Regions from separate parts of the Homo sapiens genome. Here region 1 is linked to region 2. Evidence: read pairs that join two places in POLR2A ChIA-PET (ENCODE). Cell type or tissue: B cell. All regions are shown on one strand. Links, peaks and the distances in the headings refer to the core of each region. The heading gives the core; the rest is flanking DNA. Region 1 overlaps CHD4 (chromodomain helicase DNA binding protein 4). Region 2 overlaps ACRBP (acrosin binding protein).

Evidence for each region. Peaks named below come from ENCODE experiments on the same cell type or tissue, not always from the same donor. Only the 100,000 strongest peaks of a DNase experiment are listed, where the experiment ranks them.
Region 1: POLR2A ChIA-PET joins it to region 2 with 6 read pairs; 7 of 35 experiments call an interaction of 5 or more read pairs at or near these places.

The regions. Positions count from the first base shown.
Region 1 is chr12:6,579,251-6,582,152 of GRCh38, forward strand. It overlaps CHD4 (chromodomain helicase DNA binding protein 4), which reads right to left. Exons shown (of 40, transcript NM_001273.5): 30 at 2,887-2,902; 31 at 2,399-2,564; 32 at 2,041-2,138; 33 at 1,794-1,923. The region is part of intron 2 of CHD4-AS1 (CHD4 antisense RNA 1); the gene reads left to right. It also overlaps SCARNA11. Among named protein-coding and RNA genes, the nearest start is that of CHD4-AS1, 12 kb to the left of the region's middle. In B cell, for the core only: no CTCF peak of the experiment used is centred there; no DNase peak of the experiment used is centred there.
Region 2 is chr12:6,642,985-6,645,886 of GRCh38, forward strand. It overlaps ACRBP (acrosin binding protein), which reads right to left. Exons shown (of 10, transcript NM_032489.3): 4 at 2,236-2,353; 5 at 1,153-1,621; 6 at 555-687. Among named protein-coding and RNA genes, the nearest start is that of ACRBP, 3.0 kb to the right of the region's middle. In B cell, for the core only: no CTCF peak of the experiment used is centred there; DNase peaks (open chromatin) are centred at 857 and 1,367; H3K4me3 peaks cover 873 bases; H3K27ac peaks cover 1,593 bases.

The DNA.
Region 1 (2,902 bases), core at 308-2,807, 64 kb before region 2:
ACCAGCCTGGCCAACATGGTGAAACCCTGTCTCTACTAAAAGTACAAAAATTAGCCAGGCGTGGTGGCTCACACCTGTAATCCCAGCACTATGGGAGGCCGAGATGGGTGGATCTCTTGAGGTCAGGAGTTCATGACCAGCCTGGCCAACATGGTGAAACCCCATCTCTACTAAAATACAAAAATTAGCCGGGCGTGGTGGCGCATGCCTGTAATCCCAGCTACTCAGGAGGCTGAGGCAGGAGAATTGTTTGAACCCAGGAGGTGGAGGTTGCAGTGAGCCAAGATCACACCACTGCACTGCACATCAGCCTGGGCGACGGAGCAAGACTCCATCTCAAAAAAAAAAAAAACAACAACAAAAAAAACAATTAGCCAGGCATGGTGGCTACTCAGCAGACTGAGGCAGGAGAATCACTTGAACCCAGGAGGCGGAGGTTGCAGTGAGCCAAGATCGTGCCACTGCACTCCAGCCTGGGTGACAGAGTAAGACTCCGTCTCAAAAAAAAAAAAAAAAAAAATTTTGGCCAGGCGTGGTGGCTCACGCCTGTAATCCCCGCACTTTGGGAGGCCAAAGCGGGCGGATCACGAGGTCAGGAGGTGGAGACCATCCTAGCTAACACGGTGAAACCCCGTCTCTACTAAAAATACAAAAAATTAGCCGGGCATGGTGGCAGGCGCCTGTAGTCCCAGCTACTCAGGAGGCTGAGGCAGGAGAATGGTGTGAACCCGGGAGGCGGAGTTTGCAGTGAGCCGAGATGGCGCCACTGCACTCAAGCCTGGGCGACAAAGCGAGACTCCGTCTCAAAAAAAAAAAAAAAAAAAAAATTACGTGGGCATGGTTGTGGCACGCCTGCAATCCCAGCTACTCAGAGGCTGAGGCAGGAGAATCGCTTGAACCCAGGAGGCGGGAGTTGCAGTGAGCAGAGATCGTGCCACTGCACTCCTGCCTGGGTGACAGAGTGAGACTCCATCTCGAAAACAACAACAACAACAACAACAACAACAAATAAAGTCATAAGAGATACCTTAAGTTAGGGGAAAACCTGCCACCTAAAATCAAGGGTGCAGGATTCTTCAGTGTGTCGCTTCCTCCTGATATCTCTACAGCCCCAGCAAAAATTCACGAGTGACCATGGTTCACACAGGGATCTGTAGTGCTTAATATGGATACCGGCCAGGCATGGTAGCTCACGCCTGTAATCCCAGCACCTTGAGAGGCCAAGGCAGGTGGATCACCTGAGGTTAGGAGTTGGAGACTGGCCTGACCAATATGGAGAAACCCCCTCTCTACTAAAAAATACAAAATTAGCTGAGCATGGTGGTACATGCCTGTAATCCCAGCTACTCAGGAGGCTGAGGCAGGAGAATCGCTTGAACTCAGGAGGCGGAGGTTGCAGTAAGCCGAGATCGCACCATTGCACTCCAGCCTGGGCAACGAGTAAAACTCCTTTGAAAAAAAAAAAAAAAAAAAAAAAGCCAGGCACAGTGGCTCATGCCTGTAATCCCAGCAATCTGGGAGGCAAAAGCAGGTGGATCATGAGGTCAGGAGATTTAGACCAGCCTGGCCAACATGGTGAAACCCTGTCTCTACTAAAAATACAAAAATTAGCTGGGCATGATGGCGTCTGTCTGTAATCCCAGCTCCTCGGGAGGGTGAGGCAGGAGAATCGCTCGAACCTGGGAGGTGGAGGTTGCAGTAAGCCAAGATCGCGCCACAGCACTCCAGCCTGGCGGCAGCACTACACTGTCTCAAAACAAACAAACAAACAAAAAAAATGTGGATACCTTTACCTTTGGGCTCTGTCTCCATAGGTTCCTCTGTTCTCTCCTTCACCTCTGCCTTTTCCACTTTCTCCTCTCCCTCAGGGGGTTCAACAACGACCTTTTCATCCTCTGAGGCAGGGGCAGGGGCCTGTGTACACTTCAAAGGAAAAAAAAACAAAAACAAAACAGATGAAGCAGACAGGCCAGCAACTAAAAGGAAGACTGGACTTACACATTTGTCTTTAGTATGGCATTCAGTCACCCCATCTCTTACCTCAATGGCAGTCTCAGGGGCTGTAGATTTAACCTCCTTTTCTCCTTCTATGCTCTCTTCTTCTTTGAGGCTATTTTCCTCTATTTTTATCCCATCTTCTGCAGAACAATAAAAGACAATCAATTAGGAAGAAGGTACTAGATCAGAGAGAAGGTCATTTCTTCCCAGTTTGTCTCATCTTAAATTGTCCTCTCGTGCCTTTAAGAGCCAGCCCTATTCTTAGGACGGCCCTCCTAAACTGAGAGGGAATTGCTGTGTGTCCTGCCAGACTACCCTGTTAGAACTGAGCACAGGGGAGCAGAAAAATAGGCCAGGACAAAAAGAGAGGGACAGAAAATGATAGGACAGGCAGACTTACCAGCAGGTGGGACAGGTGCAGGAGTGTTGGGCTGCGTGTCCCCTGGAGTGGAGGGTGTAGGAGTTTTTGGGGAGGGTGACCCTGGCTGGGACATCTTCTTGTTTTCCTCCACCTCAGCCAGTTCAGGCATGCTCCAGCGCCCATTAACATGTTCAAACTCCTGAACCTGTAGCAATGGGACAAGAAGTTGAAGACCCAATTCCAGCTACAGGCTCCTTTCCTATTGGCCTTCCAGTCTCCGCCTCCCGGGTTCAAGCAATTCTCCTGCCTCAGCCTTCTGAGTAGCTGGGAATACAGGTGCCCGCCACCACGTGCAGCTAATTTTTGTATTTTTAGTAGAGATGGGGTTTCGCCATGTTGACCAGGCTAGTCTCTAACTCCTGACCTCAAGTGATCCACCCGCCTCAGCCTCCCAAAGTGCTGGGATTACAGGTGTGAGCCACTGCGCCTGGCCCCCTAGAAACAATGGCAAGAGGCTCAGGGCTCACCTTCTTGCGAATCAAA
Region 2 (2,902 bases), core at 309-2,808:
CTCATGCCTGTAATCCCAGCATTTTGGGAGGCCGAGGCAGGAGGATTGGTTGAGCCCAGGAGTTCTAGACAAACATGGGCAACAAAGGGAGACCCCATCTCTACAAAAAATAAAAAAAAATTTAGCCAGGCATGGTGACACATGCCTATAGTCCCAGCTACTCGGGAGGCTGAGATGAGAGGAGGATCACTTGAGCCCAGGTGGTCAAGGCTGCAGTAAGCCATGATCGCACCACTCCCCTCCAGCCTGAGTAATAGAGTAAGACCCTGTCTCAAAAAAAAAAGGAGTGAAATCTGGAAGCCTGGCAACTCAGGGAGGTGAAGAGGTGAAGAATGAATTCTGGACTGGATTGCATTTCAGACTGGGTCTTGAGCCTTCCTCCTTTAAAGTGGACTGGTAATGCCCTTCCTAAGAAAAGAGTCCCACTTGGAGAGAATCTCTCCAGCTATGTCTCATGCTTCTCCTGCCCATCCTCCACTCCCATAGCCTAGCACAGTGCCTGGCCAAGAGGATGCCCAGTGGCATGTATCCATTAGACAGTATGGCTGGCATACCGACTTCCCGAAACCAAGGATCTCCTCCTCCATGTACTTCCAGGCCTTGGCTGTGGGGGTTATGATGCAGGTATTCTCCACGATCGAATAGCACAGCACCAGCAAGGCCTCTGTGTGGGGCAGCTGCAGGAGGCTGCAAGAAGACAGCACTGAGGGTGGGGCTGGGCCAGGTGGCCCGGGCAGGAAACTACATCCAGTCTCTTCCCCTTCCCTTAGTGTCTGCTTTGGTCACACACATTCAGCATGCTTAGCATGGGGCCTTAGAGGCCTCTGGACAAATCGCCTCATTTTTCAAATGAGGAACTGAGGACCCGAAAGGAGAAATTACTTTCTCAGGATTGCAATGCTAAACAGGGCAGAGACAAGACCAGAACCCAAGTCTGGTAGCTCCAGGTACAGGGCTTACATAGAGAATAAGCATTTGAGCAGTGCTTAAGCCAACAATGGGCACAGAATTGGTGAGGCAGTTGCTAGCTGTGCCTGAAGTCCAGACAGGTCTGAGTGGATCTGGAGGCTGAAGCTAGGAAAATGGGCTTCTCACTCCCAAGAAAGGCAGAAGGGAGGGCAGGGTGGATGACAGAGTCAAAACTTCCTATACCTGCCAGGGTTTTGGTTTCTCCAGTAGGAGTTCTCATCATATATTTCATTCATTTCATCTATTTCCTGGGCTGATCGAATGAGCTCCTGGATGTTCTCCATTATCATAGGAGTAGACTCTACTTCTCGTACCCGGGGAGCAAAAGAGGAAGGGTTAGAAGATAGAGATTCAGAGTGAAACTTGGGCTCTGAGTCTGTCTGCAGCTGAGACACAGCCTCCCGTCCCTCCTTAGTCCCCTGTCCTTCTTCCTGCTTTCCCTCCTCTTCCTGTTCCTCTTCTTGCTCTTCCTGTTTCTGCCCCTCTTCCTGCTTGTGTTCTTGTGTCGGCTCCTGCCTGTGCTCCACTCCTTGCTCCTGCTTGTGCTCTGGCGCTTGCTCCTGGCCTCCCAGGGACAAGGAGGATTGTAGGAGCTCTTCCACGTTGTTGCTGAGCCTCTCAGGCCAGGGCTGGAAGGTCTGGCGTTCTGTCACTACAGCAGGGTTTAGAGAGAAGGGAGAGAGACAGTCAGGCTTCTAGCCCCTGAGTGTCTTTGTTCACAGAGGGACACACACATAAACAAAGCAGACCAAGTCACACTTATACACACAGAAAAACACAGAAAAGAACATAAGTATTAAACTAAAAGAACATTACCACGGCAACTGTAAGGCTGGTGGTATGCATCACCTTCCCACCTCCCTGGCAAGCACTCCTCCTTCCCTAACTTCCACCTCAAATACCACCATTTGTCCCTCTCCCTTAGGAAACACCAAGTATGCTGAGTAGCTAGCAGTCAATCCTTTCTAAAGTGAAGACATTAGCTTATAAAGGGCCTAGAGGTCCTTTGTAATGCAACAATGTCTCTGGAATTGGGAAAAATGGATTCAGGGCAAAATTGTAAGTAATGGCAGAAGAGATTCTGGTCCAGGAGAGCCCTAACTTGTATTCATAAAAAGCTGACACTCCTTTGTGTAAACAGCTGTCTGCTGGCGCCCCCTTCCCGCCCAACATGCTTCCCATTTCCCTGCCATGGATGCCTTACGTTGTGGGCTCTGGGAGTTGTGGGAGTAGCTGGTGGTCTCCCGGCTGCTGAGAGGGTCTCACCTGTGAAGTGGGGTGAGATGGGGGAGGTCATCGTGGTGGGTGAGACTTCAGCTGAAGCTTCTATCTCCTTGAGAGTGTTAGGTGAGAGAATAGAGACTGGCTGGGAACACAGGACTCTCTGCAGGAAGAGAAGGAAAATGGGAAAGCCTTTCCTAAAGGGCAGACTTCTGCTCCAGCTGGTTCTTCAACCCCTTTTCCAGCATGTCTTATCTCTCAGTTTCTAGGCAGGGATAAAGGGACATGGTCCCTGCTGGAACCCTCTAGACCTGAGAAAGGGTCCCTTCAGAAGATGAATCTCTGTTTGTCTGGGCCACATCCCTGCCGTCACTTTTGCATTTGACTCAAAATCACTGACCTGTTCGAAGAAACGTAAGGGCTTATCTCTTTGCCTCTTCCCATCCCTCTTCCCTACTTCTTTTTGTTTGGGTTTTGGGTTTGTTTTTTTTGTTTTTTTTTTTTGAGACGGAGTCTCACTCTGTCACCCAGGCTGGAGTGCAGTGGCGCGATCTCGGCTCACTGCAAGCCCCACCTCCCGGGTTCACGCCATTCTCCTGCCTCAGTCTCTCGAGTAGCTGGGACTACAGGCGCCTGCCACCACGCCCAGCTAATTTTTTGTATTTTTAGTAGAGACAGAGTTTCACCGTGTTAGCCAGGATGGTCTCGATCT